Regions from separate parts of the Homo sapiens genome. Here all the other regions are linked to region 4. Evidence: chromatin loops called from intact Hi-C (ENCODE). Cell type or tissue: heart left ventricle. All regions are shown on one strand. Region 1 overlaps MYOZ2 (myozenin 2). Region 2 overlaps SEC24D (SEC24 homolog D, COPII component). Region 3 overlaps LOC101929762 (a long non-coding RNA gene). Region 4 overlaps SYNPO2 (synaptopodin 2). Region 5 overlaps MYOZ2 (myozenin 2).

Region 1 (5,000 bases), 100 kb before region 4:
GGTTGGTCCCAGCTACTTGGGAGGCTGAGGTGGAAGGATCAGTTGAGCCTGGGAGGTGGTTGCAGTGAGCTGAGATCAGGCCACTGCACTCCAACATGGGAGACAGAGTGAGACCCTATCTCAAAAAAAAAAAAAAAAAAAAAAAACCACACACGCACACAGAAAAAATTACAAAACAATATCCCATATCCCACATACACGTAGAAGCAAAATCCTTAACATATTATTAGCAAATATAATTAAGCAATATATGAAAAGAATTTTATATCATGAGCCAGTGGGGTTTAATCCAGGGAGGCAAGGCTGTTTCACTATTCAAAGATCAATCAATGTAATTCACTATGTTAATAGGCTAAGGAAGAAAAATCACATTACTGTATCTTTGAGATCTAGAGCTAGGCAAAGATTCACCATGTTAATGGGCTAAGGAAGAAAAATCACTTTAGTATATCTTTGGGACCTAGGGCTAGGCAAAGAGTTGCTAAACAACACCAAAATCATGATCCATAAAAGGAATAATTGATAAACTGGACATCATCAAAATGAAAAACTTTTGCTCTGAGACAGACCCTACTAAGAGGATGAAAAGACAAGCTACAGAATGGGAAACAATATTTTCAAAACATGTAACCTTGAAAACAGTCTAGCATAAATACAGAACTATCAAAATTCACTATTAAAAAAGCAAACAATCCAATTAGAATGTGGGCCAAAACATGAAGAGGCATTTCAACTGAAGAAGATATACAGATGGCAAATAAGCATTTGAAAAGATGGTAAACATCATCAGTCACTAGGGAAATGCAAATTAAAATCACAATGATATATCACTATACACCTATCAGAATGTCTTTAATGAAAAATGATGACAGCACCATTTGCTGGTGAGGATGTGGAGAAACTGGGTCACTCATACATAGCTGCTGAAGATATAAAATGGTACAGACACTCTAGAAAACAATTTAATAAATTCTGTTATAAACTGAATGCAGAACTACCCTGCAATACTGGACATTTATCCCAGTGAAATGAAAACTTGTGTTCTTGAAAAATCATATACCCAAATGTTCATAGCATCTTCCTTCTTGATAATCAAAAACTGAAAACAACCCAGATGTACTTCAATGGGTAAACTATTAAAAACACTGTGGTCCATCCACAGCATGGTATTCAGCAACAAAAGGGAACAAATCATTGAGAACAAGACCCGGGTGAATCTCTAGAGAATTACACTGAATGAAAAAGCCATTCCCAAAAGGTTATATGCTGTATGATTCCATTTGTATATCATTCTTGAAATTACAGAAAAATTATAGAAATGGAGAGCAGAATAGTGATTGGTCAGGGTTTAAGGAGAGATGGGGCCTAGAGAGAAGTGGGTATGGCTATGAAAGGGCAACATGAGGGACCCTTATGGGAATGGAAATATTATGTCTCTTGACTGTATCAATGTCAATATTCTGGTTGTGATATTGTACTATAGTTTTGCTCGATGTTACCACTGGGAAAGGGCACATGGGATAGCCCTGTATTACATCTTAACAACTGCAGGTGAAACTATGATTATCTAAAAAAAACTCAAAATAAAAAATTTAATTAAGAGCTATCAAGCCATGAAAAGACATGAAGGATTCTTAAATGTATATTTCTAAGTAAAAGAAGCCAGTCGGAAAAATCTACTTACTGTATGATTCCAGCTATTTGACATTCTGGAAAAGACAAAACTAGAAGGTAGCATAAAGATCAGTAGTTGCCAGGGACTTGGAAGGAGGTAGAGAGAGACGGATGAATAAGTGGAGCATAGAGGATTTTTAGGGCCGAGAAACTATCCTGTGTGATGCTGTAATGGCAGATATACGACACTGCATTTGTGAAAGCCCGTAGAACTGCGTAACACAAAGAGTGAATCCTAATGTAAACTATGGACTTTAGTTAATGCTGTGGTTTGAATGTCTGTCCTTTCCAAAGCTCATGTTGAAATTTAATTGCCAGGCCAGGCGCGGTGGCTCACGCCTATAATCCCAGCACTTTGGGAGGCCCAGGTGGGCAGATCATGAGGTCAGGAGTTCGAGACCAGCCTGGCCAATGTGGTGAAACCGCATCTCTACTAAAAATACAAAAATTAGCCATGTGTGGTGGTGTGCACCTGTAATCCCAGCTACTCGGGAGGCTGAAGCAGGAGAATCGCTTGAACCTGGGAGGCAGAGGTTGCAGTGAGCTGAGATCAGGCCACTGCACTCCAGCCTAGGTGACAGAGCAAGACTCCATCTCAAAAAAAAAAAGAAAAAAGAAAGAAAGAAATTTAATTGCCATTGTAACAGTATTAAGAGCTCAGACCTTTAAAAGGTAATTAAGCCATGAGTACCCCACCCTCATGGGTGGGATTTGTGACCTTATAAAAAGATGAATTCAGCCCCCTTTTCTCTCTTGTCCTCTGCCATTTGATGACTCAGCAAAAAGACCCTCCCTTGATGCTGGCACCTTAATATTGGACTCCCTGGCCTCTGGAACCATGAACAATGTCTTTCATTATAAACTACCCAATCTCAGGTATTCTGTTATAGCAGCACAAAATGGAGTGCAACAGTTATCAATATTGGTTCATCAGTTGTTACAAATACACACTGATGCAAGATGCTAATAATAGAGGAAACAGCAGCGGGGAAGAAGTTTATACAGCAACTCATCGTACTTTCTCCCTCACTTTCCTGCAAGTCTAAAACTCTAAAAAATAAAGTCTATTATTAAAATGTTTAAAAATTTTTATACTTCTTCCTAATGCAATGCAGAACAGCTTTGTCTGGCTCTCTAGTATCCCCAAACAAAACAAAGCAAAATGCTGCACTTCACAGTCCCCAGGAATGGTAGAAATAGCCTATGGAAAAGGCATAAGAAAAACAGAGCAGAGTACATGAGGGTATTTTGCAACAATTTCCCGGGAGTTGCTCGTCAGCTTTGCTGAGTTCTACAGGGAATATTCACCCTTGCTTATTTGCAAGTGTTTGGAGTCTCTGTCACTATGTGTTTGGACCATGGAAGGATGAGCAAGTTTATTTTTTAGTGTGTCTATGAATATCCCTCAACATACTAGACAATGTGATGGGGATGCGATATTTCAACTTTTTGATTCTGGATTCAAAATAGCAAGTTCAATTTAGATTATAAAAGATAGAAGAGACGTTACGCTCTTGAGGTTATTTATATCCATTGTAACTGTATAGGGAAAATATGTAATGTTCTACTACTGCATATCTGTTTCCAGCTCTGCATTTAGTGCTTCCATGGTGGTAGCTTGAATTTGGCCATGGTGGAAGCATTTATACCACAGAAATTTGCAAATTCTACAAATCAAAACATCCCTACTGCTGCCCCATTCAAGAAGCAATTGTTAAATATATAATAGCATACTAATGGGCACATCCATCAGTGTCAGGGATGTATTGCATAAACAAATAAAACACACAAACAAAATTTTCCAAGGTTTTCTTCCCTTCCCTTCCCTTCTAATAGTTAAATTTATGATGTCACTGGAGCAAGGGTTTCAGAACCATTTGTGAGTTAAGGAATCTAATGCATGATCACTCTCATTACTTAAACTTTCAGAGTCAAGAACGCTGTCAGCTGAGCACACAGATTCTAAGTTCAGCTGTTGCCTGCCCTTCGCTGCAAACCCTTGCACAGGTTCTTAACGGTGTGTTTAATCTTGATGCTTGATAAATGATATGTTTTATTTAGAATACATATCCTTGCCTTCATGGCTTAGAAGGTTGTCTTTGTGGCATTAGATCATCTATTAAAAATAAGGCCGGGCATGGTGGTTCATGCCTGTAATCCCAGCACTTTGGGAGGCTGAGGCAGGTGGATCACCTGAGGTCAGGAGTTTGAGATCAGCCCTGCCAACATGGCAAAATGTCTCTACTAAAAAAATACAAAAATTAGCCAAGCGTAGTGGCAGGCACCTGTAATTCCAGCTACTCGGGAGGCTGAGGCAGGAGAATCACTTGAACTCAGGAAGTGGAGGTTGCAGTGAGCGGAGATTGCACCACTGCACTCCAGCCTGGGCAACAGAGCAAGACTCCATCTCAAAAAAAAGAAAGAAAGAAAGAAAGAAAATAATATGGTTAGGTGTACTTTCTTATTGGTGTCATTTATACTGAGAACTTCAGTTAGATGAGTTAATCTAATCCATAGTTTGCAAAGACACTCACTTACAAATAATTGTAGTACGACAAAAGACCTTTTGAAACTGTTCTACCATGATTGGCAACTGCAATTACTAGAGGGTAGCTAGCTGAAGCTTATTTGCTTTAGGGTGGGCTTATTGATTATCTGCATTTGCACAGAACTCTTCCTCCTGTCCCTGGACAGTTGGCCTATGTAATTGAATAATAGTCCATAAAATATGTTCTTCTATAAAGTAACATGTATGTACATATTACATATAACATGTAAGATCATAGTCCAGACTGTGATTTTGGATAATGCCTTAAAACTCCAATTGATAAAAAGTTCTGTGATAATTATCTCTACATAAAAAAGTTGATTTTGAATACCATCTGTGATTCTTTATTTTCTTATTTCATATGTCTCTGTCTTGATTTGAGTTCTAAGGCTATTTTATAAAGTTTTCAAAAATTTGTCATTAATAAAAATATTATTTAAAAACTGTATAAATCTATAAACATTCAAAAAATGACATTACCAATGTATTGAATTATACAAACAGAATAATCTAGTTCTGTTTATAGGATGTATGTCTAAAACATATTTGAGTGAAAAAGCCTTCAAAGAAAGTTAGGATGATGGAATAACATAGCTAGAATTGAACTCTGCAATTTCAACTTCAGTGTAAAATACAATTTAGCCTAGTTCTCTTGTACTCATTTTCTGGAGTGCCTTATTAGGGGTTAGATGCTCAGAAAACTTATGAATTCACAAGATATGACTGCACACCAGTTTTCAAAATAAAACATGCAAACCTTTCTAGCTCTTATTTTTCT
Region 2 (5,000 bases), 290 kb after region 4:
ATGAGCTGGGAGCAAGTTGAAGATGGTGGCATAAGAAAGGCGTCTGATGCCTGCAGATGTGTTTGTGACTGTAGTTTCCCTTACCCTATTCTTAAGGAAACTTGAGAAGTATGGATTTTCTGCTGAATATGATGTATTTTATTACAGAACTCTCTCATGGGGTTGGTTTAATCTGAATTTGAACTTGATTAGCATGAAAGAAAACTACTCTAATTGCTGGAAATGGTCTTTCTCTCTTTTCCTTCTCTCAAACTGGTTCAACTTAGGCTAATCTATTATCCTAGACAGTTACTTCACCAGTCCCTTGTTCCTTATCAATGCTGGTGATATGAAGCTAATAGCCTGTTGATATAAGTTATGAAATCATACTCTTTCCTTTGGTGTCATTATAACTTTATGTACCATTGGAGCACAGATGTGTGACTTTGGCAAAAGATAGGAGGAAAAAATAAAAGGATACTGTTGGTTATTCTCTGCCACTATTCCGATCTCTCTTTTAAAAGATTTTATTCAAGCCAATTACCTTTTTCTACTTTATCTTTTAAAACAAATCTGGTTGTTTCTTCTCCCCTGAAATTTATTTTGGGCTGTGCATATGTGTAACTTTATTTTTTTTAAGGTAAGATTGTCATCAATTTGATCTACTTGCCAAACAGCTTTTTAAAAAGCACAGTCTGAAGTCTTGATTAACATCTGAGAGTGTGTTAATCTCTTAGCTGATCTTTTGAAAAAGGAAGGCCTCATTCTTTACTATTTAACTTTGAATTTATACCTTTGGCCTCTCAAGGTCGCCAGACTTTTCTGACTTCTCTGGAACAGGAAAGAAAAGATTTGAATGTTTCATCTGTTATTCAGATCAAGCTCTTTAGTTATTTTGCCTTTTTTTTTTTTTTGTCTGTTTGTTTTTAATGCTGCTGTAACTAAAACGTTCCAAATGCTTGATCTTAAAATTTTCTGGTTCATCTAGTTACCAATGTCTTCAGTATTGCTCTGTCAGGTTCATTCCATTAAAATGATGATGGGTCAAGCATTGAGAGAAGTAATCATTGAAAAAAAGAACATCAATGTATTAGTCTTTATGAAATCTCTTATATAACTTCACAAAACATGTCTAGAATTAATAGGAAGGAGAGGCTGAAAATTAGTTTTCTTCTGGATATGATTTAATAAGGCAGTTACACCGTTGAAGAAAATTTTAGGACAGTTCTGTTTCTCAAACAAATAAAAAAAAGTTCCCATGGAGACCAGTACTAATATTTTGCAATAATGTAGGATGTTCTGATTAGATGCTTTTAAAAAATGTTAATTTAGATCTTAAGTGAACCCTGTGAATCCCAGGATACTCCTTTCCCGTCACTTGAAAATGTCCAAATCCAATGGGAAATAGTAATCTAGTTTTTCCTCTGTAGATTTTCTTTTATGTATTTTGCCTTAGTTGATTCTAAATTAACTATTAAAAGAGAATAAAAGCCCTTTGTGATTTGCTGGGATATTTTTCACCTAATGTCATAAAAAGTTTTACTGGGAAATGGGAGCTTAACTAGTGGTGTGCTGGTAAGCTCTCAAAAAAATAAAGCCTTAATTTGTAGTGTTAGCTCAATCCATGGTGTCAGTGCTTCTAGCCAGGCTGGTTCTAAACTATCAGGGTGACATGACTAAACTGGAGTTGGGAAGAAATGTATACTATTGGGTTATCAGTTGGGGCTCTAACTTGACATCCCAAATCCAGTTTTTCACCATCATGATAGTCATCCTCAGTTAAATATCGAATTCCCCACATTGTACCCGACCCTCAGGGGACAGATAACATAAGCTTTGGGTCCTGTCCTTTATTAGCATGCAGTCAAGGACTTGTGACTAAAAGGTACCTTATGCTAAGAGCCCAATGAGAATGATTTATAAGTGTTTAGAAGAGGAAATGACTTCTAATTGGTAGCATCGGGGAGATTTCACAGAGGAGGAAGAATTTGCACTTGGTTTTGAAGAGTAAGATTCAAATGAATCGGGTGGGGGTTGGGGTGAGTATGGATGCAGTATAGCATAGTGGTTAGTTGCATAAAGTTGCACCATTTAGGATAATTGAGGTGTGTGTGAGTGTCTGTTGTATGTGTAGTTAGAAAGAATAGGGATTCTCATTTCTGAAAGCTTTGCAAGTGTCCAGAATATAAACAGTTTCCAAGTGCTTTTGGAAGGGATTATGAGAATCTATTTAAACTGCCCAGTGAAGAACAAATAGCCTCAGTTAGTGAAGGAAGTAGAGAAGAAAACACAGTTCAGAGTCAGTACCTTATCAGCCTGTACTCTGTTGACATATCAAAGAAATTGGTAAGTCTGCAGCAGAATCAGCAATTTGAACTTGAGATACTTCCATCTAGATACTTCCATTTTCCTCTCCCTTGTACTCAAGTAACTCTTTAGGCCGTATGCAAAATTTAGAAGCTGGGCAAACCAGGTTCCTTTTCAAAAAAGTTGTCCTTTAATCAAAATAAGTTATGCTGACATCTAATGGTCAAAGAAAGTGGCATGTATGTTTTGTGTCTTTTCTTTAACCATTGAGCACTATGTAATATTCTCCATTGAAAATTGGTAAGAGCATCAATAGTATCTATGTGTTTTCTTTTAGGGGAGACAAAAATAGACTGTACAATGCACTCAACAAACATGAAACTAAGTTTAGACCATGAAATTCTGAAGGTACTCACTATAGACTATAGACTGGAACGAGAACATTCATGCCTTTATACTTACAGGAATACTAAGGCCTCGTTTTGGAATTCCTTAAAAAAAAAAATCTACTTTTTGTTACAGTTTTAGAGCTTTGGAGCTTTTTAGTGCTTTGCCATGACCATCATAAATGGTCACCTAATAACAATTACACTGTCATTTTATAAATGTAACTTATTTTATATATTTATACTATGTGTTTATAAGGTATATAGTTCCCCAAATCTAGCCTATTTTCTGTTGAGATTCTCTGATATGTAAGAAAAGAATCAGAGAAGAGGAGCAAGTGTTTTCTCAATAAAAGCAGCTGTCCTGTTAGTAATATGAGTATGGCTTCCTCATCCCTTGCTTCAAATATTCCATTTGTTCTTCTGACCTTCTGGTGACTTTTGAGAGAGCCTTGTTTATAAGGAATGTAAGAAGCCTAGCTTATTCATGAAAAAAGCATTATTGTTTTCTATAGATTGAAAATAAATATGTTACAGAAATATGAACAAGTGTTTACTTGATTTTTACCTAGAATTTTGAGGATTTTTTTCCTTATCAGTTTGTTTATTTTTGTAATAACTCCTATCCCCCATTGCCGTGACTAGTATTGTTTACACTTGGTAACAGAAAGTAAGACAAAAACTTTAAACATGTTTTTATGTATTTTATAGAAGACACACTTACTGAATTTCAGATAGAAACCTCCTTTTCATCTAAATTTATAAAGCATCTCAAACACTTTTTTTTTTCCTTACAGGGAAGAGCAAGAAGAGACGTCTGCAATTCGAGTGGGTTTTATCACATATAACAAAGTTCTCCATTTCTTTAATGTGAAGAGTAATCTGGCCCAGCCTCAGATGATGGTGGTGACTGATGTTGGAGAAGTCTTTGTTCCTTTGTTGGATGGTTTCCTTGTCAACTATCAAGAATCCCAATCTGTGATTCATAAGTAAATATCAAGTGTTTTATAATTTAAAAGTAAATCAGGTGTTTTGTCTTTAATTGCACTGTGTTTTGATTCAATCATACATTGTTTTATCATTAGCAAGGGGGTTTCAAGACACAGATTATAAAACTCTATCATTTATGTTAAGTCAGTCTTTTTTAAATATAGACAAGTATCTAAGAGATTTTTAAATATAGACCAGTATCTAAGAATTTTTTAAATGCTCACATTCAGCCCTATTGGTTCTTCCTCTTTTTCTGGAAAGGTATCGCAAGGGAGCTATTTCCTATATATGGATGAATGTATTCAATGATGATGGTAATAACTGAAGATGTAGCCACTGTTCCAAGAATTTATGGTCTAAGAGATCAGTATTGCAGTGAATAGAAAAAATATCTACAAAGAATGATTTTGTAAATGTTCCATTCAAATCATAGATTTTGGTGCCAAGCCACGCTAAGATATCATTTCCTAAGGAAAAATTACCTATAGGTGTTGGTGTCAAATAAATACCATATGTGTTTAGGCTTGAAATGTTAGTGATTTATTGCTTGAAGTTTATTAAAATATGCTAAACATTTCAAACCTTTTGCTTACTCATGTCTTATAGTTTGTTGGACCAGATTCCAGACATGTTTGCAGACTCTAATGAAAATGAGACTGTCTTTGCTCCTGTCATCCAGGCTGGCATGGAAGCACTAAAGGTGAGAAGAAGCCACTTCTAATTGCTAGTAAATAAATTTTAAAAACAGAGAGACAAAAAATAAGAAAGTTTCATTTATGAAAGAAAAGACAGTCTTCATTAAAACGTGGGTCACTAGAGGCTATTCCAAACTTCCACTCAGATCTCAGGAGGAAATGACCAAAACCACAGATTGCTCCCAGTGTGTCCATTCCAGCACTGTTAGCATCTGAGCAACTCATTTTGCCAGGATTTCCAGTTTAGCTCCTCCCTCTGGCTTTTATATGAACTTTATATGGTCTATTTTAAAATTAGTCCAACAATATCAGAACTACCAGATTCCCATATCACCCTCCCCAGCCATGGGATTTTCAAACATGACAGGCCAAGGCCTTGTCACAGTCAGTGACAGAGATGTGAATGCTGATTGCCAGAAGTAGATGAGAGGTTGGCCATGTCTCCAGTTGGGAAGCTGAGTCCAAAATGACTCTGATCATTCTCATAGTAATGAAGACAGTAAACTGAAGAAGCCGTAATGATTAAAAAGCACTCACTCTCACGCCTGTAATCCCAGCACCTTGGGAGGCTGAGGCAGGCAGACCACCTGAAATTGGGAGTTTGAGTCCAGCCTGACCAACATGGAGAAACCCCGTCTCTACT
Region 3 (5,000 bases), 170 kb before region 4:
TGTTGCTCCCAGAAAATTTGTAATTGGGAAAGTCACAACAAGGATTTAAAATATTTTAATTCTTACTATTTGTCCTTGAGGGACGTGTGTGGGTTTGATTCCCTAGTTTCTGATTGGCTGGACCCAAATTTGTGAAGACCAATCTCTGCACCTCACACAGGCAAAGAGATCATGAAAGGGAGCAGGCTTGGCATGCCAAAGAATACCCTAGATCATTCAGCTGAGGCTTAGCCAAAGTTCACACCACCAGCACATATACACACCTCTTAGTGTTATTCTGGATTGATTATAACTCAGACTTTGAGAAATGTGCTACCCTGTGGCTAGATGCACCCTGCCACTAATGTCTGGTAGGAATAGCAACATTGTGTCCTGCGGAGCTGTAACCCAGTAGTTCCAGGAGGTAATCAACAGCTTAACCATGACTGAGCTGGGTGGGGTAGAGTGAAATATAGCATAGGGAAGTAGTAGATCAATGACTGACTCAGGGTTAGATACTAGACAGAATCCTTTTTTTCCTAAATGCATCCATAAGGACTGACAAGTGAATTTCCTTACTACCTAAGCTCTCTGTTTTTTCATGTTTCCAAGGCATAGCACAGTGCCTAGCACAGATGCTTAACAAGCAGTGTTTATTGGATGGAGTAAAAATTGGAAGTTTTGTTGATTTTTTTGAATAGAGTCATCTGTGTGGGCTAAAGTTGGAGAGGGCTTCTGTGGGAGATCAAATATGAACTTCAGCTTGGAAGGATTATAAGCAAGTGTATTTGAAGGCATTGAGGAAGATATGTAACTTAAAAGAGCAAAGTTTTAGAAACAGGATTGAACAAGGCCAGTACAGGACTACAATGGGAAGCCTTTGTAAGTTCTGGGGCAGAATGATTCATTTGGAATAAGGTACAGAAGAACTGTAGGGGAAACTATAGCTAGGCAAGAAGAGAAATCTCTAGGCTGTGACTCAGGGATGAGTCAACCAGAAAAATCTAGTCACAATTGACCACTCCCTCCTTGACATCTTCATCTCAATTCTTGTGACATCATTCCTTTATGGCTTTCATCCTGCCTCATGGGCTTCTCTTTCTCAGCCTCCTTTTCTCTTGTACTTTTCAATCTGCTTTAAATGTTGATGTGCCTTAGTGCCTGATCCTGAGATGTCATTTATCCTCATGGTTTTAAATCTATTTCCCACACAGCAGCCAATTAGTCTTTTAAAAATATTGACATGTTACTCCCCAACTTAAATTGTTCAATGACTTTTCATTCACATAGAATAAAATCCAAAATTCTTGCCAAGGCCTATAGACCCCTGAATGATCTGTTCCTGCTTCCGCAACAACATCTCATGCTGTTCAAGGCTTTGCATTCTCTATTCTCTATGTCTGGAAGACTAGTTCTAAACTGGGGGTGGTTTTCTCTCCCATGGACATTTGGCAATGGTTGGAAACATTTTTGGTTGTCACAGTTGCGGGCAGGGATGCTGCTAAACATCCTACAATGGACAAGACAGTCTCCCACAACAAAGAATTATCTAGTCCCCAATGTCAGTAGGATCAAGGTTGAGAATTACTGGCCTAGAACATTCTTCCCATGGGTCTCTAAGTGATTGCTATAGTAATGTGCCTTGTCATTGAAAGTAGCTGGTCTGAACGAGTAAGGCACAGATGAAGTGGGAAGGAGAGAGAGAGTTCCTGAGGATCCTCTCTCCTCTTACAAGGAATTCTGGACTTCAGTATTTACTGGATTCCTAAAGCTCTGCAGCATGACATTTTGTTAAACACTGGAAGTTCAAATTCAATATCCATGATATCTTAGCTAGCTCTTACTTGGCTGAAACTTTTCTGGCCATCCATCCCAGACCTTCTAAGGCTCTGCCATAACAAGGTCAACATTTGCTAGTAAATCACTGCTAGTGGTTTAACTAGTGGCCTCTTTAATTTTTGCTGACTTAGGGTCAGCGTAGGCAATTTCATTACCCTTGTATGTTATTTCACATTGAAACATTCTAATTTTCTTATCATTAAAATTGGGGTGAGAAGAAATACTTATACAAATATCTTTTTATAAGGCCCTAGATAAAAGCAACTGTAAAGTCCCACACTAGGTTATGATGGCCATTAGTGCCATTATTATGATTACTAATGCTGATTACTAAAAAAAAAAAAAATGTTCTTATAGAATCCCATTATCATTGATGACAATGATATGTATTTAATTAAAATCTCAAAAGTACAGAAAGCTTTAGATTTCATCTGGTCCAGCCTCCCACTCAATGGAGGATCATCCTCACCAGTGGGCTATCAGCTTCTGTTCAAATATGGTAACAGTGATAGAAAACCTAATGCTTTGCAGGGCAGCCTATTATTGCCCTTTTAAGACTAACTCAAAAAAATGTTCATCACAATGAGTTGGAATCTATCTCCTAGTAATTTCCACATACTAGCCTTATTTCTGTCCTTTGAAACAACAGAAATCTATATTCTCCTTTTTCATAAGATAGTAGTTAACACTGAAAATATCTTTTGTGTTTTTAAGCTAAAATACTCCACTCTAGCAACGATTTTTGAAAGCCTAGTAAATATTACACTAATCCACATATTCATTCATTTATTATACAGTACTTCACCTCATCCTACAAATGATTTAAATGATTTTAAATAAATTCTGGCATATAATAAAAAATGGAGGTCAAACATAAATAAGAAAAAACAATCAGAGCTATCAGGAATTAAAATAAGAGTAAAAGGTAAAGAGCGAGAGCAAAAGAACAGATATATGCATGAGCCTGTAACTTAAACTTCAGTTTGGCTATGTTCTAAAACCAAAAGTGAATGAGATATTTAAGTTATCAGTAACAGGAAAACATTTTTCTGTCATCGTTTAAAATGCTTTTCTCCCCCATGTGAGCCTGTATCTAAGGAGACTCTTATCTATGTTCACTGACAATGGCTTCATCAACATGTTCCTGGCAAATGCAGTAACAAGCCTCACATACCATCCATGTGACTGAATTCAAGATGCTGTCTTGTCAACTTCAGAAAAATATGTGGTGCCCAAAAATAAAAACAGATTTTTGCAATTACCCCAATTGTGGTTTGGAGAAATTACTTCCTCCCATAGTTCAGACACTGTTTTCTTATCAGGATAGTTTAAATAAGATTGTTTTGCAATTGTGTCACTTTGTTAACCAATATTAGTTTATGTTCAAAATACTTGATTTTTAATTTATTTCTCTTTTATAAAGTGATAGGAAGCCAGGTTTTCCAAATCTTAATGCCATTATTCTTTTTTGGACACAAATATTTATGCTGTCTCAGAGCACAAGCAACCCCATCATTGGTTTTCTTCATTTCTTTTAAGTATCTTATTTTGCTTTGAAGTTTCATGCCAGTAAGTTTCATCTTATCTCATAAGATTCACTATTCTTCCTCTATTTTTGTATTGCAAAAATTAGTAATATCTTCTTTGTCTTCAGCTATGTCATTAAGGAAAATGTTGACGAAGACTGGATTCCTGACCTTCTGCCCCAGCTGCAGCCTAAATTAATCCTAATGGCAGAACTAAAAGTGTTAGAAAGCCAAGAAAAGAAATGTTTAAGGGCAACATGGTGTCATAAAATAGTATGGTTTTTGTACCTGGACAGAAACAGATTTAAATCCTGACATTGCCATTTATTGTTTGTGTGATCTTGAAAAGCTATTAACTTCCATAAATCTCAGTTTCTTCATCTGTGTGTAGCAGGGTATCCTAGCTAACTGGATTGCTGTTAACAGGATTAAGTAGGACTGCCAGCCCCTCTGGACACTTATTTGCCTAGTTTTGTAATTTTTTTTTTCTGGCAATGTTTTGTAATCTGAGCAAAAGAATGAAAAAAAAAACAAATTGTGGAATTATTTGTGCTCAGAAGCAACGTGGATATGATAGAAACAACACTGAATGTTCTTTGCTCTCAACAAGTAGTTGTATGACTGTGGGCAGATCAGTTTTAACCTCTTTTAACCTCTCTTTCCTCATGCTTAAATGGAAGAATTAGAGTACAGTGTTCTAAATATGTGAAAGTGCCTTTTCTCAATTGTTATTTAATCCCTAAATATGTGTTAGAAACTAACTGCTTTATGCAGACTATTTTATTTAACTTTTTCAATGACCCTAAATATTAATATTTAGATATTACTAATATCCTTATTTTAGAAATAATGAAAATGAGGTACCTAGCATAGTGTCTAGAACATAGGAAGCACTCAATAAACAGAAGATGAATGACTAAATAAAAGACCATATAAGTTAAATATGCTGTCAAGTTACAGCCATGGAAATGCAGTAGAGTAAGTAGAAATGAACAAAGCCAGTATGTACTGCACTAATAATAGGTCCAGAAGTATTGGCCAAAAATATCTGGAGGTTTAATTGTCATAAAGTTATTCACTAGCATTCCTTTCTATGAACATCAATTCTCTTCAACTTTTTATAAAACTAGTTTTATAAAATTATTTTATATATAAGATGCCTTAGAATCTTAGTATCTTAGTGATGGAAAGGACCTCAGAGATTAGTTTGTTAAAATCCCTCACTGTACATATGAGAAAACTTAAGCCCAGGGAAGAAAAATTACCCAAGGTCATTCTAGACTCTGGCAGAACCAGAACTGAAATCCAATTCCTTAACATTTGGAATTTGCCTAGTGTGAACAATTTTCCATGAAGTATTCTGAAGTTTCATGGAAGATGGAACTCTTTTCTTTCTTAAAGTACAGTAAAATTTCTTATATATTCAAATATTAGAATATTGATAAACATACGTGGCACTTTTGTACCTTTTTATAAGACAAAGGAAAGAGAACATAAGGAGGTCAAGAGTATTTCAAAGGCGAATATTTTCTTTTTTCTGAATTGTGATATCCATGGTAGTTCTCTGACTGTACAAAAAACAACCATCGTGTTTGCAAATTTATCAAACTTATTTTCCCACTCCTTGGAAATATAACAAATCCAAGCCTGTGTGAC
Region 4 (5,000 bases):
CAAAACTTCCCACTGATGTGTTTAGAAGCATCCTCTGTCACGACTTCTAATTACATTAAAAATCTCTGACAATTCAAAGCGAGTTAATGGCAATGACGAAGACACAGCAACTATACAGTGTGTGACAACATAATTTCACAAAGATGTGGAGAATACAGGATGAGGAAAATGACTGAGTTGGCCTTTGTAACTGCTTTTCTGTCCACTATGTTTCTAAGCTTATTAAATGGAACCTTTGATTAATATCCTGGGCCCTGGGGAAATTGTTTAACCTACTGTTCTTTGAGAAATGTAAGATTTACTCCCTATCATATTTATGTTTTCCTGGTCAAAAACATGACCCCAGAGTGAGGTTTAAAATTAGGAATCTTAATCACTTGAACTTGGGAGGTGGAGGTTGCAGTGAGCTGAGATCACGCCACTGCACTCCAGCCTGGGCGACAGAGTGAGACTCCATCTCAAAAATAAAATAAATAAAAATAAAATTAGGAATCATAAATCCAGCTCTTCATCAGGAAAGGCATCAACAGCTTGTTTTCTTAAGCACAGAATAGAAAAAAATTATGCTCAATTCCTTTATCACATCTCTGGTCCAAGTGATAAGTTTTATTTAATGATATCTTTCCTGTTTGAGGGAATTTACACAATAATTTCATGTATGTCATTTCATTTTAGAGACATGGAGATGCCATAAACTATGTGGGATTTTCAAATGTGTGATTGTTTTGCTGGAGGAGAAACATGGGTTAAAGAGAAGTATACAATGATGGTCACGATCATGTGCTTTTCAAATACAAATGGGAAACTTAGGAAACATCTTTTATCAGAAGTATCCCAGTTACATTTCTTCAGAATAAGCAGCATTTACTTCCATTGAAAACACTAATTCCAGATATAGTTGTAGTCTGTCATTAATCACTGAAAGGATGTCTCGGGAGTTATTGGAATGTGTGTCTACTTATCAGACATACGAAATTAGAGATCAAATACTTAATTTTGCCCATGGCTATAGCTGCTATTACAGCTGGTTTTTATTTGCATAGCTTTTTTTTTTTTTTTTTTTTTTTTTTTGAGACGGAGTCTGTCTCTGTCACCCAGGCTGGACTGCAGCAGTACGATATGGGCTCACTGCAACCTCTGCTCCCCAGGTTCAAGTAATTCTCCTGCCTCACCCTGCCGGGTACCTGGGATTACAGGCATGTGCCACCACGCCCAGCTAATTTTTGTGTTTTTAATAGAGGTGGGGTTTCACCATGTCGACCAGGCTGGTCTTAAACTCCTGACCTCAAGTGATCCACCCACCTCAGCTTCCCAAAGTGCTGGGATTACAGGCGTGAGCCACTGCGCCTGGCCGGCATAGCTTTCTTAATGCATTCATGAAGCTGCAATGTATAATTGTCTTGAGATAACATTGTATGTTAATACTACAGCAAATTTTGCCATGTAGACCACACATTTATTAAAAGGATCTCATTCTTTAGTATTCTCCTGACTTCTCCCCATCCCAAAGTTTGCCTTCATTTTGATTTGATGTTAGGTATTTATTGACTATTACAATTGTTAAACAATTTTTTCACTTTTAGTATTAATTCATGCAAATGCATTGATGAATTTACAAAAATATTATGAATTAGCTAAAATACTACATCAGCCCTCTTAACTGCTATGGATATGTAATCTTAGCCTAAGATAAAAAGTAACTTCTGGGGAGACTAAAATGGATAGGCCCTCATCAATACACATTTGAGAGAAAGAGAGGAAAAGAGAGATCCTTTAGTAGTATGTGTGTCTAAATTCTTAAGCAATTATCCAAAACAAAAACAAAAAACAAAACAAAAAAAAACATGGCAGTAAGCCGAGATGGTGCCACTGCACTCTAGCCTGGGCGACAGAGCGAGACTCTGTCTAAAAACAAAACAAAACAAAACAAAAACAAAAGAAAAAAAACAACCAACCAAACAAACAAAATACAATGAACAGATCAGTCATTCATTGACCACATGGCATCAAACCTGTGCAGTGACCTAGGCTCCAGCATTAACCCATCATTTATAATATCCAGCTCTCCCATTAGTCTTTTCTCCTCCCACTGGTAAATGTACAAACATATATTTCACATCACAGAACTTCCAACACGTCACCATCTTTTCTGTTTTAGAAATAAACTTTAGTGCCTCAAAGTTTTGAAAACAATGTGCTTGTTAGGATCAAAGCCGTCACCAAGTGGGTCTGCCTGTTTCTTTGTTCCGTACACTCTTGTAACATATAAGCAGCCTCTGACTGATTTTGCATTTTGTTGACATACTACTCTATTTGCCAAGATTAATGTTAAAGTTAAACAAAAATATTGGGCTCTTTCCCTATGATGCATAAAGTGCATGAACTTCCTTTTTCTTTTGAAAATTTTATAATCGTATTTATTTTCATTTTAAAAAGCTAATAAGCATTCAAAGTGCTTCAAAATTTTCCATTAGCCTAGATCCCAAAATAAGAATGTTTAGATTACTGCCAGATAGATTTAAGCTAGTTATTAGTAAGAATATTTTGGATTTGGAGATAACAGAGTCTAGGGCCCAACAGCCAAGGGAAGTCATACAATCTTTTTCCCCAGAGATAAGAAAAAATAGCCAAGGAAATTCAATCTCTTTTCTAGATAATAAAATTGTATCATTCTATTCTATCCCTAGAAATATTTATACTCATTCTTGATTAGAAGCAGGGGGTCAGATAAAAATCACGTCTCAAGGCCCCCTTTAGTCTTTTGTCTTTTTTAAAAAAAGAATATTCAAAGCAAATTGTAATGCAACGAGCTTTAGAATGGCTGCCTGTGAAGCACTGAGAGGGAAGGAGAGTTTGCTGCCATCTCCTGGACGTTTGAAATAAAATCGGCAAGATGAGTGCTTCAGCGCCTGCCTGTTCCTTTTAGACGGGGCACTAAGACTGTGGAAGCAGGTGCAGTTTACAAGTCTGGCTGTCCCTGACTGGATAAACAGGAAAACTATTTATGGGTTTTAAAGAATAAAGTTGATTTAAGTGGTTTGCATGTTAGAAAAGTGTTATTCAAAGTGTAGTTCACAGCCCATTAGCATCAGAATCACCTGGGTTGTATGTTACAAAAACAAATTCCTAGGTCCCACCCAAACCTAGTAAATCAGAATCTCTAAGGTGGGGCTATCTCTAAGGTGGGGAAATCTTAATTTTACACTAGGAACAAAAAGTGGAAAGCTATATGTTACACTACGAAGGGAATAGTTTGCTCATACTAAAGTGCTGTATATAAAGGAAATCATATTAGTTCATTCAATGTAAAATTAAAATTAAAAGTTCTAAGTAATATATTTAGTGTTGCTGTTTATTTCAGTAATACCACCCACAATGAGTTGTGACATTTCAGTGAGTATTTCATAATGCAGAATTCAAAATCTAGCCCATATTGGACTTACGTGAAGAATTATGATCTGCACCATTTGTTAAACAGTAATAAGTAATCCAACCACAACCAACAGACTCTGAGTGTGAATTAAAAAAAAAACTCCAAACCAAAGATCTAATTGTGGAAGGATTGCAATGAAACCTTAAATTAGTACATTATATTAGTTCAACCAATTCCTTAGAGATTCTTAGCTCTAGAAAATGGTTTTGTGAACATTTCTTTATCAGTGTTAGATATGCTAGGTGAAAAAAGAACAAAGGGGTTTTTAGTACAGTAAGAGGCCTAGTTTTGCTTTATTTTTAAATGTAATTAAATGGCACAAAAGGAAAGCAAGACTAAATCAATTCAATTGCATTTGAAACAAAAGCTATTCTGGATTCAGATAACATTTTCAGAATCTCAGCTTGTTTTGATTTTTTATCTTCAAGATGAGTCTTGACTTCTGCTTCTGACTCAGAAGGATTCTAGAAGTACCAGAAAACCCACAAAAATTCCCTGGGTTTGAAAGGCAGCTGGAATATTAAGTTCCTCCCTATGTCAGTGGCTCAGCTTCTTAGAATTGTTTTTCATCACTTGCCCTGAGCTGGGAGTTTGCTCTGTTCAGGCCGAGGTTTCACTCTTTCTGTTTTTGGAAAGTGATCATGCCTCTCAGGCAAGGGGATCAATTACTCTAAAAAGGCCAGGTTGCTGACCCTTTGTCCTAGGACAGTGTGGAAAGGAGGGATAAGGACAGCTGTGAGCTGCGCCCTCCTAGGTCAGCCCAACTGTTGCAGGTCTGAAGTGGGGTAGTCTCAGGGATAGGGTTGCCAACTGCTCCACTTTCAGTGTAATAGGCCTATTTAAGCTTCAACTATGCTACCAGGTTACTCAGGATACCAACTATCCTGTTTAGAGAATATGTTTGGTTTACAAACATTTCCCCAGAAGAGCTCTCTTCATATTACTAAGTCCACTACATTCATTCTATTTAACATTGGTACTTTGAACTGAAAACAGTGTCTTTATAGTAGAGGCTCAAAGCTGATGTTATTTTATAAAAATATTGAACCAGTCTTTTTGAATCTGATCTCATCTTTGTATACCACGAAAAGAATGCTGGCACAATAGATGAACACAAAGCAGGAAAAAATGGACAAACAGGCTGAATACAGAGGAATGTAAACATATAAACTTCAGTAAGAAGAAAAAAGAGAAGAAACAAAGATCTCTCAACGACTCCTGGGAATAGATTTCTTGTGTCAATGTGAAATTTATAGCGACACTCCTTCTACTTTTCCTATTTTAGTTGTGGGTCTCAAACTGGGATTCATATTAACAGAGAACACAAAAGAACTTGTTTAATTGTGTTTTCCTCATTGGAAGTTTTTAAAATAGTAGCTATTGTTTATTGAGTGCCCCTTAGAAGAATAATAATAGCTAACATGTGTTGAATACTTTCTCTGTGCCAGGCAGTGTTTTATATACAAAATGCATATTGTTTCATTTAATCTTCATAACAACTTGTGAGGTACACCTATTATTGTCTTCGTTTCACAGCTGAGGTATTGAAGCACAGGGCGACTGAATC
Region 5 (5,000 bases), 120 kb before region 4:
GTAAAGGTGGATGGGGAAAGAATTAACTTTAACTGAGTGCTTATTATATGTTAGGGACTATTCGCATACCATCACACTTACTTTGCACAGTGACCCTGTAAAGCGAGATTTCTTTCTCTATTTTACAGATTGAGGAAACTAGGGCCCAAAGAGATGTATTTTCTTTCCCAGCATGGTAGTAAAATGGGAAGAGCCATAGGGTTGAACCCAGATCTGTCTGATTCTAAACCTTATTTCTTTTCTCATGTGGTTGATGATGTAGATACAGACCCTATTACCTGCTTTTCTGCCATAACTTTTGTTGAAAGCTACCAGAGAACTTCATTAAAATAATCCATTTCAGAATTGTATGCATTTTAATTGTGCCTAATTGGTTTCCTTCGGTATTATTTTGCTAAGTCTATCCACAGTTTTTCTCATCGTGCTCATTAAGAATGCTCTAATACCTTATTTTTAAATAATATTTAATGTTGTACAGGTGCTGTACCTGTATAACATTATCTCAAAATATTTACATATTTTCAAAAATAGTATTACATTTGAGAAGAATGCTAGGAGTACTTTTGCTAAATTTACTGTTTATTTTACAAAAATTAGACATATATCTTTAGTTTCAAGATATAACTATTTTAAATTTTTGAAATCTATACACTACTCTTGAGGAAATGCTTGAATTTTCAAAGACACTATAGGTTACTTTGAAAAGTTGTCTAATTAGATAATGTAATTTTTTGAAAGATGTCCTATTTTAATGCCCAACATTATTTATAAAGACTATAAACTGACTGAATAAGGAGTTGATTCTCTTTTAAAATGATAAACAAATGTATACTCTTTAGGAGCTGCATTGAAAGTCCTTTGAGGGAACAGAGAAAACAAAAACAATCTCCATAAGGTCTGTTGACATGAGGCAGTTGTAAATTTGGTACCAGATCTGGGCTTAATTCTTTTTTGTTTTATTTATTTATTTTTTGTAGAGATAGGGTCTTGTTATGTTGCCCAGGCTGGTCTCGAGCTCCTGGCCTAAAGTGATCCTCAGCCTCCCAAAATGCTGGTATTATAGCTGTGAGCCACTGTGCCTGGCCCTAATTCTTTTTTCTCTTGTAATTTTAATTTAAAAGATTTTTATTTTTGACTTTTGTGGGTACATAATAGGTGTATATATTTATGGGGTTCATTAGATATTTTGATAACAGCATGCAATGTGCAATAACCACATCAGGATAAATGGGGTATCCATCATCTTAAGCATTTATTCTTTATGTTATAAACAATCCAGTTATACTCTTTTAGTTATTGTAAAATGTACAATTAGGTTACTATTGACTATGGTCACCCTGTTGTGCTGTCAAATACTAGGTCTTATTCATTCTTTGTTGCTTCATAGACATTCATAACCTCAACGTCTTAATTTATAAAATGAGGATTGTAATTAATATGTCATAGAGTTACTGCGAAATTAAAGAAGACAATATATATCACAGCACTTTATAAATTGTACAGTCCTATACAAATAGGATTTCAATATAATTACAAATTACTTATTATAATTTTCAATATAGCAGGTGATTAACAGACCATCTAAAACAAAGAACGTATGGCTACTATAAATGTTTTATGTGATTCCTTTAGGTTTGAATTTTTGCATTTGTCTTCTATTTATCCAAAAAAGAAACTTTTTTTTGAGTCAGGGTCTTACTCTGTTACCCAGGCTGGATGGAGTGCAGTGGTGTGATCATGGCTCACTGCAGCCCCTCCTGGGCTCAAATGATCCTCCTACCCCAGCCCCCCAAGTAGCTGGGACTACAAGTGTGCACCACCATACCCAGCTAAATTTTGTATTTATTGTAGAAACTAGGTTTCACCATGTGATCCAGGCTGGTCTCAAACTTGTGGGCTCAGGTGATCCACCCACCTCAGTCTCCCAAAGTGCTGGGATTGGGAGCCACCGTGCCTGGGGCCCAAAAACATACTTAATGAGAAAAGATATATTATTTAAATACTATTCAATAAAGGCTTTAAATGCCTTGAGTCATATCATTAGGTACACAGAAATTTTATTGCTCTGTTGGTAAGGGGATTGGTTACCTGGAGCAATGTTGTCTGGATTTGGAGGGCTTCGTGGATCTGGGGTGTTGGGAGGAGTCAAGGGGGCTTGCTGCGAACCACCTTCCAAGTTACTTCCATCCACTTTCCCATTCTGCATAGCAATACTGTGCTGTATTTAATCAAAAGTAAACTCTGCTGAAAACTCAAAAATGTAAGCACAATAATAGGAGCTATATATGCAAAACTTCAATTGTATATTTATAATTTAAATGCAATGTCGCTTCATTACTTCCTGGGACCTCAATAATTTTTTTCATAGTAAGATGGTTGCGCACTTGAATGAGAAGATTTACTGATATCAGTCTAAGATCTATTTTATGATGACAGTCCACTTAATAATGATTAGAGCTGAAATTGAGACTTACTGTGTGCCAGGCACTGTGTGTAGTGGTTCATACCAATCATTTCATTTTCTGTTCAGACCATCCCTATGAGATAAATGTATTTAATTTTTGAATCCTTACTAATCTAATAATGTAGAGCATACTGGCTAAGCATTTGGCCTAGTAAATCTTATCTTCCATTGTATTTATATTTGGGCTTTAATTAGATTTTTTAACGTCTAGAAAGTTTAAAAATCTAACCTGAAATTTCAACGGCAATCATATGTACTCCAAAAAAACACAAAAATCATTTATATTTTAAGTTGCATAGACTTGCAAAAGGAAAAATTTTTGATTTTTAGAAAATAAAATGCTGAAAAAATACATTTGTCTTTTAAATTTTGATAAATTTGTTTTCCTATTACAGGATTTATTCTATGGCAATAATATAGCACCTTAAAAATGTTCAGTTTGCATTTTAAGAAAAAAATAGACATCGTAGTAGGTTATGTCCTCAAAAGTATAGCCAAGTTTTATTCTCATAATAAATCATTGTTTTAATTGCATATAGGAAATATGTGTATTTTAAAAAGAAGCGATTAGGTCAAATCATCTTTTAACTTCAAAAATAAAAATTTAGTAAAAAGCATAGCAATTAGACACTGATTTTGACTCTTTTGTGTGTGACATACAGAAAATCTTTCATTTTTTAATTTCTATATTTGTTTGTAAGATTCTGTGATGAAATATACCTTTACATTTTAACACTTATTTAACTTTATAGCAATTTCAGGATAGAATACAATTTTGTTTTAAAATTTAAATACTTACCATAACTAAAGGCCATAAATTAAGATCCTCACTTAATAAAATTATGAAGGAAATAAAGTTTATCTCCATTTTTATGCTTCACCCACACAGCCCCTCCCCAAGGGCTTTTGCATTCATGTTAATCTCTGCAGCATTCCAAAAAAGCCTACTTTCAAAGCAGTAGTCCAAATTTGAGCCTTTGTTCTTTCGTCTGCTTCATCAAAGCCCACATTTGGACAGGGCAGAAAATGACAATGATAAAATAAAATCTTCATGAATAAATTATACTTATAAAATATTGATAGTCTGATGATATACTAACTTCCCAGGAACATATATATATTTTCAACGAATAGCTTTTTAAACAAAAATACTTAATCTCTATTAGAATTTTAAAAGATCTATTTTGGGAAGGAATTCTCTTAGAGCTGTCTCTGCCTGAGGTTAAAACTTATAGCAAAAATATTATGACTTTAAACATTTTTACAACTTTAAACATCGCATGCCTAATTGCAAACTCATCATCATGTTCACACTTTATTGCATACTGAATAAGCCTAAATGTTTTAGCCTTGCACTGAGACCTGCCTACCTAGTCTCATCAGTTTTTAAAGATGTACCCTAAGCTTAAAACCAAACCACTTATAATTCCCCGATTATCTTGTATGCTTTTCTACCTTTGATCATAGATCAAGATTCCCCCATTATCTTGTATGTTTCTCCACCTTTCTACCTTTGATCTTTGATCATAGGAGTTCCCCTAGCAAGAGGACCCCTCTCCGTCATTACCATGGTCGGCTCTGTCGTGATTTAAAAAACACCCCTTCCCTTATTCTTCCTCCCCTTCCAATAAAAAGTTTTTTGTCTTTCTTCTCGCCGCTCCCGTATCATTTACTATAATTCGCCTTTAAAATAATATTTTGTGTCCTGTTTCATTTACTAGCTTGTTAGCTACTTGAGAACAGGGAATTTCATTTTGCCCATATGTCTTTTACAAAGCCTAAGATGGTGTCTTATATAGCACAAGCAGTCAGCGAATATTAGCTGAATTTTTAGTGAATAAATAGCCAAACCCAGCTGATTCTTTTTCACTATGACATTTTTTAAAATGCCATCTTCCTTTTTCACTTTAGTCTTCATGCTCCTGTTATCCTCATTGCTCATACTTTATCATGTCATCATCTATCTTCTGTTCATTTTCCACCAAGCATTTTCCTTCCAGTCAGACCGAATACAAATGCTGGTATGGCATTACTCCAATCTTTAGAAATTGTTCCTAATTGCCTAGTGAATAAAATGCAAACTCTTTTGCTTGGTAATGTAGATGTCATACTCACCTCATAAACATTACCTCTCATTCCTTGCAAACTTCCACAAGCCAGTTCCCCACTACTACCCTCTGCCCTCCTCAGCCCCACAAGCTGTTTCACCTGCTTTGAATGCCCTCTTTTCTGTTCTTTACTAAACCAAATCCTAGGTTTCCTCTAAGACCCATCTTAGAATTTCCGTCTTCTTTCTAACTAACTTAATCTACCGGAAATGTCTCCATATTCTGTATTATCCCAATACTTCAATAAAACCTATGCCACCTTCTCGTGCTCTTTCTTTATTTGTTCCTGTTACCTGGGTTTTGGTATTGCATTTATGTCATTTGGAGTCCCCATCCTATTTATAATCTGGCTGAAGTCTAGTTGGCCACTGATGTGATTTGGATATTTGTCCCCTCTAAATCTCATGCTGAAATTTCATTTCCAGTGT

The links. A loop is a pair of places that touch in the nucleus more often than their neighbours do. Peaks named below come from ENCODE experiments on the same cell type or tissue, not always from the same donor. Only the 100,000 strongest peaks of a DNase experiment are listed, where the experiment ranks them.
Region 1: a loop joins it to region 4, with 5 times the contacts of the local background. A loop is called at or near these places in 34 of 110 quality-filtered maps.
Region 2: it touches region 4 in a loop (2.7-fold over the local background); 10 of 110 quality-filtered maps call a loop at or near these places.
Region 3: a loop joins it to region 4, with 2.8 times the contacts of the local background. A loop is called at or near these places in 55 of 110 quality-filtered maps.
Region 5: it touches region 4 in a loop (4-fold over the local background); 14 of 110 quality-filtered maps call a loop at or near these places.

Annotation. Positions count from the first base shown.
Region 1 is chr4:119,140,485-119,145,484 of GRCh38, reverse strand. All of the region lies in intron 2 of MYOZ2 (myozenin 2), which reads right to left. Among named protein-coding and RNA genes, the nearest start is that of MYOZ2, 7.2 kb to the right of the region's middle. In heart left ventricle, no CTCF peak of the experiment used is centred here; no DNase peak of the experiment used is centred here; H3K4me3 peaks cover 4,962 bases; H3K27ac peaks cover 1,884 bases.
Region 2 is chr4:118,751,358-118,756,357 of GRCh38, reverse strand. SEC24D (SEC24 homolog D, COPII component) reads left to right here. Exons shown (of 23, transcript NM_014822.4): 12 at 3,470-3,661; 13 at 4,269-4,362. Among named protein-coding and RNA genes, the nearest start is that of METTL14, 68 kb to the right of the region's middle. In heart left ventricle, CTCF peaks have their summits at 2,530 (motif pointing left) and 4,635; no DNase peak of the experiment used is centred here; H3K27ac peaks cover 4,388 bases.
Region 3 is chr4:119,205,239-119,210,238 of GRCh38, reverse strand. All of the region lies in intron 1 of LOC101929762 (a long non-coding RNA gene), which reads left to right. Among named protein-coding and RNA genes, the nearest start is that of USP53, 5.0 kb to the left of the region's middle. RefSeq lists an enhancer at 1-963. In heart left ventricle, no CTCF peak of the experiment used is centred here; no DNase peak of the experiment used is centred here; H3K27ac peaks cover 3,984 bases.
Region 4 is chr4:119,040,009-119,045,008 of GRCh38, reverse strand. All of the region lies in intron 4 of SYNPO2 (synaptopodin 2), which reads right to left. Among named protein-coding and RNA genes, the nearest start is that of SYNPO2-AS1, 58 kb to the right of the region's middle. In heart left ventricle, a CTCF peak has its summit at 2,847 (motif pointing left); no DNase peak of the experiment used is centred here; H3K27ac peaks cover 4,406 bases.
Region 5 is chr4:119,155,240-119,160,239 of GRCh38, reverse strand. It overlaps MYOZ2 (myozenin 2), which reads right to left. Exons shown (of 6, transcript NM_016599.5): 4 at 2,089-2,218. Among named protein-coding and RNA genes, the nearest start is that of MYOZ2, 22 kb to the right of the region's middle. In heart left ventricle, no CTCF peak of the experiment used is centred here; no DNase peak of the experiment used is centred here.